2 separate regions of the Homo sapiens genome follow, and region 1 is linked to region 2. Evidence: read pairs that join two places in POLR2A ChIA-PET (ENCODE). Cell type or tissue: MCF 10A. All regions are shown on one strand.

Evidence for each region. Peaks named below come from ENCODE experiments on the same cell type or tissue, not always from the same donor. Only the 100,000 strongest peaks of a DNase experiment are listed, where the experiment ranks them.
Region 1: POLR2A ChIA-PET joins it to region 2 with 20 read pairs; 20 of 35 experiments call an interaction of 5 or more read pairs at or near these places.

Annotation. Positions count from the first base shown.
Region 1 is chr11:62,497,938-62,502,937 of GRCh38, reverse strand. It overlaps a transcript of AHNAK not described here. Among named protein-coding and RNA genes, the nearest start is that of AHNAK, 46 kb to the left of the region's middle. In MCF 10A, no CTCF peak of the experiment used is centred here; DNase peaks (open chromatin) are centred at 2,457 and 3,207.
Region 2 is chr11:62,553,453-62,558,452 of GRCh38, reverse strand. No RefSeq gene overlaps it. Among named protein-coding and RNA genes, the nearest start is that of AHNAK, 9.1 kb to the right of the region's middle. RefSeq lists enhancers at 91-606, 1,421-1,580, 839-1,642, 1,611-1,750, 2,081-2,140 and 2 more and a silencer at 4,743-4,792. In MCF 10A, no CTCF peak of the experiment used is centred here; DNase peaks (open chromatin) are centred at 1,822, 2,072, 4,262 and 4,882.

The DNA.
Region 1 (5,000 bases), 56 kb after region 2:
AGCCAATGCCCAGGGAGCACTTGGTGGTCTCTGCTTTTGACTTAGCTACTGTCAGCCTCTGCAGTCTCAAGCCGGCCTCTGCAGCCACACTCAGCTCTTCCCAGTACTCTTTTAACATACTCTTCTCTTTCCAGCACCTGGCTTTCATGCAGGCTTTTCTTCCTCATCCTTTGGGTTTCAGCTCAGAGGTCATTTCCTCCTGGAAGCCTTCCTGGATACTCCCCATCTTCCCCAGCTATCTCACGCATTCATGTTGCTCTGTACTTTTTTGTTCTTAGCACTATTCATATTAAAATATTAGTGGCCAATGGCTTGTCTGTCTGCCTCTTGCTCCGGACTGTCAGCTCTGTGAGTGAGAAGTAGTATGCTTGTCCATCATTATGTCTCCAGCACACGGCCAGGCACATGGCACGTGGCAGAAACTTGATAAGCCATCTTATCACTAACCGATCACTTCATACACTTCCCCTCAGCGACTGGTGCTCCAATTTTCCTTCTGTCAATTACTGTTTAGTTTCTTGATCTCTCAGGTTTTAGCCTGTACTTAGGGTAAAAACAAACAAAAGTTAAAGAACAAAACAAAATAAACATTCTCTAATAAACGGTTGCTGAAGTTTTGCACTTTGGCTGCTTTCCTTGAGCTGCTGAGTGTGAATTCAGCTAAATTCTGTGCCCTGTTGGCTGGCAAACTTCTCAAATTGACACCATTCCAGCCCCCAGGACTGCCCTGCTGGGGTGGGAAAGGAGGCAGAGGAAAAGCTTGGAGACTCTGAAGTCGAGGACCTGAAGCCCAAGAAAGGTGGGGTGGCAAGAACGGCAAAAAGGGTGTTGCTTGGGGCAGGAAGTTGAGGAAGAGGGAGTGAAGGAGTGCTCGGGTGTGGAAGAGGAGAAGACACCCCAAATCTGCCCAGTTTGGTCCGAAATGGGTGGCTGGCATCTGAAACGTCTCTCACTGCTTAAGTCTAGGAAGTGTGGCTTTTGATTATTCTTTTGTTCTCCTTCCCTTCCTTCCTAGAGAATTTTTTGACCTGGAAAGCCTGGCTGGGATGTGGAGGGTTGTGTTTCCCACCTGCAGCAATGCGGGGCTGGCTTTGTCTTTGCAGCGAACTGCCCCATGCCCCCTGCCTGCCCCACCGCTCTCTTTGAGCCTGACAGACACAGCAACAGTGGCTCCGTGGCCAGCGTCCAGCGCTGCAGAATGAGACAAAGCCCTGTGTATTTGCTGGGCAGCACTTGGCTGTGATATATTGACATGTGAGCGCAGTAGAGTATTTGTGGCATCTGGAGAGCAAAGTGCTCACATCATGCTGGGGTTTGGCAAGTGCATTTATTTCTCTCAGGGTTTGACAAAGTTCTTTTATTTTATTTTTTTGAGATGGAGTTTTGCTTTGTCATCAGGCTGAAGTGCAGTGGCGCGATCTCGGCTCACTGCAACCTCCACCTCCCGGGTTCAAGCAATTCCCCTGCCTCAGCCTCCTGAGTAGCTGGGACTACAAGTATGCACTACCCTGCCTGGCTAATTTTTTGTATTTTAGTAGAGATGGAATTTCATCACGTTGGCCAGGATGGTCTCAATCTCCTGACCTCATGATCCACCCACTTTGGCCTCCCCAAGTGTTGGGATTACAGGCGTGAGCCACCGTGCCTGGCAGGCAAAGTTCTTCTAGAATGTAGAATTTGAGGCATTGAGACTGGAAATCCCTTTGAAAGGCAGGGATAAAATTGTTTTTTTTTTTTGGATGGGGTCTCACTCTGACCCCCAGGCTGGAAAGCAGTGGTGCCATCTGCCACTCCACCTTCTGGGCTCAAGAAATCCTCCCACCTCAACCTCCCAAGTGCCACCACGCCTGACTAATTTGTTTTGTGTTTTTGATTTTTTTTTGTAGAGATGGTGTTTCACTATGTTGCCCAGGCTGGTCTCGAACTCTTGGGTTCAAGCAATTCTCCCATCTCAGCCTCCCAAAGTGTTAGGATTACAGATGTGAGCCACTGTGCCTGGCCAGAATTGTATGTTTTAATGTGATACAGTATGTCTGAGCAATGTCCACATCCAGTTGTCAAGGGGGAAAAAACTTGATAGTGAGCATTCCCAGCTCAACGCTGCCTTGTTCAAAACTCAGCTGACATAGAGGCTTCTGCTGGTTCCCTGTCCACACAGAGTAAGCTCTTCCCAGCCAAAGGGGAGATGAAAGGATTATTTACTATGTAAAGTGGTGAGGCAGAAATCTCCCAGTTTGTTCACTTAGCTCAAAGTGGGAGAAAAAAAATGATGTTGAGGCGGTTCTATAGCTCGATTTCTGGTATGATCAACTGGGAGCAGCAATTTAAAACCCACTTGGATTTTTTAAGTCACTGGGGAGGTTCGGAGCCACATACCACGCCCTGTGTGTCATCATCGGGCTCTCTGAGGGACAGCACGTAGGTTTGGGAGGAACAGGTTCAAACCTGACTCTGATCGTTAACGAAGGTAGTGTTCTGTAGCACACATGACTCTCTGGGCCAATCAGATTACCCCAGCCTTCTAGCACCTGTGTGAACTGACATAGCTGGGAAGCTGGCTAGGCTGGGCTCAGGTGGGGCAGCCAGGTACCTTTATAGTATGATTTGAAGGCCTCAGGTGAGGCTGCCCTAGCCTGAAATATCTCCCCTACTGGCTTGTCAAGGATGTCTGAATTTCGCTACTATTGAGTCATTCCTTTGCGTTTACTACGGTCCTCGTTTTGTGAGTGCAGATTGATCTGGAATACAGGATCCTTAACCTTCCCATCTTAATTGCGTGGATACAACTAGACTATGTTTAATCTCTTGGGTAAGCCACAAACTAAGTTCCACTTTTTCATGCCAGGCCTGTCTTGAGGCATTTCACCTGCCCTCTTCTCTATTCTGTTCAGCTTAGACAAGAAGCAAGCTGGAGCCAGGTAGTCTGGTGTGGGGGACAGAGGAGCAGAGGACTGGAAAGTGAGGGCACCCAGGAGCAGCAGGCTCTCCTTCCTGGCTTCTGGCTTTCCAGCACAGAAAAGCTTGGCTGAGCCTTGGTCTGGTGTCAGATGACGCCTGAAGGGAGATGTGATCTCCCCATTTTGGCCCAGATGGAGCACAGTTAGCTCTTACATGGACTTCCTTCCACTTACTCACTTTCCCTTTACCAGCTATCCTCTGTCCTCCTACTGCTGCACTCTCAGCCATCATCATTCTACGTGGCCTCATGCCAGAAGGGAAGTCTCATTGGCATCCCAGAGGAGCCAGGAGCTCCTAAGCCCCACCAGCACTCGGCCACACCCCTTTCCCCTTTGTGGCTTGGTTCACAGTCTCCAGGAGATGGAGGAGTGGCTAGGAGCTGCGCAGCTGCCGACAGCTCAACTTGTGCGGCTGGTTTTTTGTTTTTTTGAGATGGAGTCTTGCTCTGTTGCCCAGGCTGGAGTGCTGTGGTGCGATCTTGGCTCACTACAACCTCCGCCTCCCGGGTTCAAGCGATTCTCTTGCCTCAGTCTCCCGAATAGCTGAGATTACAGGCACACGATACCATGCCCAGTTAATTTTTTTGTATTTTTAGTAGAGACTGGGTTTCGCCATGTTGGTCAGGCTGGTCTCGAACTCCCGACCTCAGGTGATCCACCCGCCTCGGCCTCCCAAAGTGCTGGGATTACAGGCATAAGCCACTGCGCCTGGCAGGTTTGAACAGATACAGAGGATGTTTAGTGAGAGGCCAGTCGGATGCTATGGGTCTGCACTAAAGCCTTAAACCCTTTCTATCTTTTCCTCTTTCCCAGGCCTAGAAGACATGGTCAGAGTTCATCTACGTCATGCCCCTGCCTCCGGGCATATTTTATCTCCCCATGCCCATGCCTGTCTTCCAGAGACCACTCCCACCAAAGGAAGTGGGAGAAGCGAGGCGGAAGAGAGGCCATAAAGTCCGCTGGAATATAGGCTCCATGAAGGCAGGGATTTTTAATATATCCCCAGAGTCTAGAACAGTGCCTGGCCCACAGTAGATGCTCAATAAATATTTGTTGAATAATGAACCTCCCCTTGTTGAAGTAATCACAGCTGGTAAAGTACTTTCAATCCTAATGAATATTCTGTTGGACAGGTGGAAATTTTTAGAGCCAACATTTCCAAAGATCTATTTATTTTGTTTTTTGTTTTTATTTTATTTTTTTTAGAGAAGGGCCTTGCTCTGTCACTCAGGCTGGAGTGCACTGGCATGATCACAGCTCACTGCAACCTTGAACTCCTGGACTCAAGAGATCCTCCCACCTCAGCTTTCTGAGTAGCTCTTACTAAAGGCACAGCTTCCATGCCCAGCTAATAAAAAAAAATTTCTTTTTTTTTTTTTTTTAGAGTGAGTCTGGGTTCACTATGTTGCTCACGTGCTGCTCTCAAACTTCTGGCCTCAAGCGATCCTCCCACCTTGGCCTTCTAAAGCACTGGGATTATAGGCATGAGCCACTATGTCTGGCCCCAAAGATTCAATTTTTAATTACACCATATAGTGTAATTATAATTACACTATATAGTGTAATTATAATTACATTTAGTGTAATCTTAGTATGCCATTCATTTTGTAAAAAATTAAAACAATACAAGAGAAATTCCCCTTGTTCCAAACACACTTGCGTGCTCCTTCTTAGTGATAACCATTAGCTTCATCTTGGCATGTGCCCTGTAGACTTTGCTCAATGCATTTGGACAAGTCTGTATGTTAACATAGAAGCCTAGAGTTTTGTGGGTTAGCAACGACACAACAACCACAACAACAAAACCCATAAAACCATAAATAAGATTGGACTGTGCTGTTTTGCAGTTTCCTTTTTCCCCTCTTAACGTTTTGGAGATGTTCCATGTAGGTGAAAACAGACCTACCTCGTTCTTTTCATTGTGAAATATTGTGCAGCATAGATATATTGCATATTTGACAATTCCTCTATTGATGGACTTTTAAGTCATTTCCAGTGTTTACTTTTTTTTTTTTTGAGATGAAGTCTCCCCTCTGTCACCCA
Region 2 (5,000 bases):
AGTACAGTGGTGCGATCTTGGCTCCACTGCAAGCTCCGCCTCCCGGGTTAACGCCATTTTCCTGCCTCAGCCTCCTGAGTAGCTGGGACTACAGGCACCCGCCACCGCGCTAGGCTAATTTTTTGTATTTTTAGTAGAGACGGGGTTTCACCGTGGTCTCGATCTCCTGACCTCGTGATCCGCCCACCTCGGCCTCCCAAAGCGCTGGGATTACAGGCGTGAGCCACCAATCGTGCTACAGTTTTGAAGTCCTGGCCTCAAGTGATCCTCCCACCTCAGCCCCCTTAGTAGGTGGGATTATAGGTGCATGCCATCACGCCTCACTTGGGTGTGACTTTTTTTTTTTTTTTTGAGACAGTTTCACTCTTGTTGCCCAGGCTGGAGTGCAATGGTGTGATCTCGGCTCACCACAACCTCCACCTCCTGAGTTCTGGTTCAAGCAGTTCTCCTGCCTCAGCCTCCTGAGTAGCTGGGATTACAGGCACGTGCACCATGCCCAGCTAATTTTTGTATTTTCAGTAGAGACGGGGTTTTATCATGTTGGCCAGGCTGGTCTCGAACTCCTGACCTCATGATTTGCCCACCTTGGCCTCCCAAAGTGTTTGGATTACAGGCGTGAGCCACCACGCCCAGTGGGTGTCACTTTGAAGCCTGTGTCCACACCCTGCTGCCTCCTAGAAGGTAGAGTAGTTGTAATTGTCAGCTAATATCCTGCTCAGGCCAAAGGTTACTATTTTTTCCCCTTTGAGCTTAATTTTTATTAATATCCTTTTCAGATTTTCTTGCTCTTCTGTCTTTTCCGAAGATCATTTAAGATCTTCCTGTAAATTTAACAGCTCAGGTGAAACTGGAAACCTCTAGATTGAGTCACATTTTGAGGCATATGCAGAAACGGTTGACTGCCTTTGGTCCCCAGCTTATGATTTTCTGTGTGGTTTTTTCATTCTGTTTCTTAGTCCAGGCACAGAAGAGGGCTCTTGGCTTGGATGGGGAAACCAGGTACATACAATGGGCTGGTAGTTGGGAGGGGATAGGGCTGTCATCTGCAGCTGAGCACTTTGACCTGCAGTTGGAGTGGGCAGAAAAGAGTTGTGGTTTAGAATCCATATGGGTGGAGATGGGCTGATGCTTGCTCAGACTGCTCCCTGGCTGCTCATCTTGAGCTGGGTCCAAACTTGATAACCTTTCTTCTGAGCCTCCTGAGCTCTTGTTAGCTAGGATCTGAAAATGCTAGGTGCAGCTGGTGCATTGACATGTTCCTGTAGTCTTGGCTACTTGGGTGGGGGGATGGCTGAGGCCAGGAGTTGGAGGCCTTAGTAGTGCTTGCCATGATTGCAACTGAAAGTGCTAGATGCAGGCTTGGGGCGTGCCTTTTAGCTTGTTGCTGGGGCCTCACTGAAGCTGTCAGACTCTTCCCAAATTCTGTTTCAAATCACACCTCCTTCTGTGGTTGTGGGACCTTCACCACCTTCCTGGTGTTTGCTTACCGTAACCTCCTGTGGCTGAAGCCTCAGGCAGGAGGGACCAAGTTGGAAGAGTAGTTTAGGTTTTAGAGGGCTGCTTGAAAGGCTCAGGAGGGAAGCCCAACTGTGAAGTGGGTCGGGGGTTCTGGGTGGGCCATGGGCAGCAGCGGGCCTGGCAGCCCACATGGACTAGGTGGTCTGCGCTGGGGCAGAGACCCCTACCTCAGCCTTCCTCTGCCTGCAGGAAGAGTGAGTCATCTGCACATCCTGCCTCCAGCCCTCGCCACGCGGTGCAGAGTAAGGGTGGCCAGGTTGTTGTTTGAAGCAGTGCTTGCACTTGGGCTAGGGCCAGTACCCACAAGCAGGAGGAGGAGCCTCAAGACGAGAGGGTTGTGGCCCCAGGAAGGCTGGGCCGTTGGCCTCTAGATGGGGGTGGGATGCAAGGGCTTCTCTGCTGTGGTGGGTAGGGGAGAGGTTAACAGTGGAAGTTTCTAACGGCAGATGTGAGGCAGGAAAGGGGAAGCACATCTGGAGTTCTTTCTGTCCCCCGCCCTGCCCCAGGGAGGCCTGAGTCACTGCAGCAAGGGCTCTTGCCCTTCCCATCCCCGCTGGGCTCTCCATGGCTTGCTGGATCCTTCCTTTTCCTTGCTTTTGCTGTGGGCAGCCAATCAGAGCCTGCGCCTGTGGATGTCTGTGGTTGCTGGGCAGTTTTCTCTTGGTGCTAGGGAGTCTCATGCCACCCAAACACCACATAGAGCTGGCGACCCGACTCCATGGTCCAGCACATGGCACAGAGACTGGGGTGAGGAGCAGAAAGGGAAGGGGGTGTTTGAATGGATCAGGGGCTGAGGGCAGGGCATGATCTTAGAAAACTAGGGTAGAATGAGGGAAGGGGGAGGCTCTTTTATCCACTTACTGGGCAAAATCTCAGAACCTCCACAGAGGGAGGGTGAGAGAAACTGGAGAAGGGGTCGGGGCTCAGGGCTGCAGTTGACTCAGATAAAATCTTTACAGAGCCTGGAGTGTGAATGGGAGGGGCTGAGAGAGACTTGGTTAGTTTGTAGATAAACCAGTAGATACTGGTTATAAGCAGCTATTTATCTTAGCTTTTTTGGCACTTCTGCTTAAGTCACTTATTAAAAAGTTAAAAACCTTTAAAGTTCTTCCAAGAAAGACTTATATTGTTTCCTTTTTTTCGTGCCCTGCTTTGAGCTGGAGCTGGACAGCTGCTGCTCTCACTGGGTCGGACCCATCCCACCAGCTGCCCACATGCCCCAAATGTGCCACTTCCCCTTTTGAAAGGTGGGGGAAGCCTAGAATGTTGAAGGGAGGGGAATGAAGTGCTTTGGAGGCTCCACCCAGTCATTTCTGAAATTAATACTGTGGTTTTCATGGCAACGGGCACTCTTTGTTGTCAACTCAGAACTTTCCCTCCACACATCAAATGGATTTTTCTGGGTGCTGTAGCTTCCCCAGCTCCTCCAACCAGTGTACCTATAGGGCACTGCAGGGCACTGACTTTCCCCACTTGCTGTGTTCCTGTGTTTTTGTTTTTTTTTTTCGAGACAGAGTCTCTCTTTGTTGGCCAGGCTGGAGGGGCAGTGGCATGATCTCGGCTCACTGCAGCCTCTGTCTCCCGGGCTCAGGCAATTCTCCCACCTCAGCCTCCCAAGTAGCTGGGATTACAGGTGTGTGCCACCATGCCTGTTAATTTTTTTTTGTATTTTTAGCAGAGATGGGGTTTCACCATGTTAGCCAGGCTGGACTCGAACTCCTGACCTCAGGTAATCCACCCGCCTTGGCCTCCCAAAGTGCTGGGATTACAGGCGTGAGCCACCGTGCCTGGCCTGCTCCTGTATGTTTGAATGTGATTCTGGGGTTCCCACCCCGTTCTCTTCCTCTAGTGCTGTGGAGCTCACATTGGTGCTCCTGAAAGGTTACAGAAACTGCCACCTGTTCCTGTCTGTTTGCTCCAGTCAGGCTGGCATGGCTCCCAGAGCAGGCTGTTGTTTTACTCCAGGGGAATTACTGGGGTGTCCCAGTGCCTCAGCACCCAAGGGATGGGTGGAGTAGGGTATGGTGGGGGGTGCTGGAGGGCAGCACTGCCATCAGTTGCATCTCCCATTAGAGGGAGAATACCTTGGGCTGGTGGTACTGGCTCAGTGGTGATGTCCTGGCGACCCCGTCTCAATGTTCCTGGGCTCTCTTCACTCCCCTAGGCCCCTCCCTTCTCCACCCCTCTTTGTTTTCTTGATTTCCTCAGGATTTTGAGGCAAGCCTATTGAATGGGCGATGTGCAGATCATTGGGGCAGATGGTCAGTTAGGGTTTGGGGCTATTTCTGATAGGATCTCCCATGGAATGTGCCTCCACTCCCAGCTGCCCCCTCCCCTCTGCAGCAGGAACAGCTGTCATGTGAAGGCCTCTCTGCTGGCTCAGCCCTTTTGCAATCATCTGGCGGGCTCTGCTGGGATGGGGTGGATGGTGAAGATGGGCAGAGCCAAGGGGTGAAGGAGGGAATGTGGTAGGGCAGGGGGAGCTGTCAGAGGGTAAGGAGGGCTCTAGAGTTCAGGGCTGAGGGAAGAAGGGCTGCCAAGGTCAGGCAGGAGGGGTGGAAGCTGCTGAGCAGGCCAGGGAGGTGGAATGATGAGCTTACGGTACCCATCCTGGGAGACTTTCAAGGTGGAAGGATAGTTGGTTATAGCGGGAACCCAGGCAGTCATCCTTCAGGGAGATCCGCATTTCCCCTGACTCACAGGGGACCCAAGGGGTGCTTTCCGGCTCTTCTTCCATGTGGGACCTGAGTCACCAAGATGCCTAGGGTGTTGGCTGCCCTATGGTGGCAGGTCCTGTGCCCAGCCCTGCCCTACCCTACCCACTCTTACTGTTAGGACAGGGGTTAGCAAACACGCCCCTTTTATCCCACTCTTCAATAGTAATTACCCATCTCTTTGACTCAGACATACAGAATGTACCTCTTGCAGGGACTGCCAGAGACCGTCTCTAATAACCCGTTATTTTACCAGTGGGGAAACTGGAGCCCAGAGAGTTGAAGTGACTTATCAAGGGTGCATCCGAGCTTTTCCACAATCCTTGCAGTCACTCACTGAGTCACTTCTGCTCCAAAGCTGAGCAGGAGGATGCTGCCCTCAAATGCTGAGGGATAAGGGTGGTGGACACAGCATACCAAGTGTGGAGGGGCAGGGAGAGCGAGGCATCTAAAGGCTTCCTGCACCCGTAGCTTGGTAAGGGTAGCTTGGTAAGGAGCGTGGAAGTGGAGCCAGCCCTGGGGCCAGGGTCAGATGTAGCGATCCAAGTCCTGGGGCGGGCACAGGGCACGGAGTGTAACAGAGGCGGGACTTCGAGTGACAGGAACCTCAACTATGTGGTGACTCAGGCTCTGGGCAGCCTAGGCCCTTCCTTCCCTGCTCAGCCTGATCTCCTTCAACTGGACTTAGGGAACTGTAAGCAGAGGAGAGAGGGAAACCCAGGCTGGTCTCTCTTTCCCCAGGAAGCTGGGGGAAAGGCAGAGGAAGTT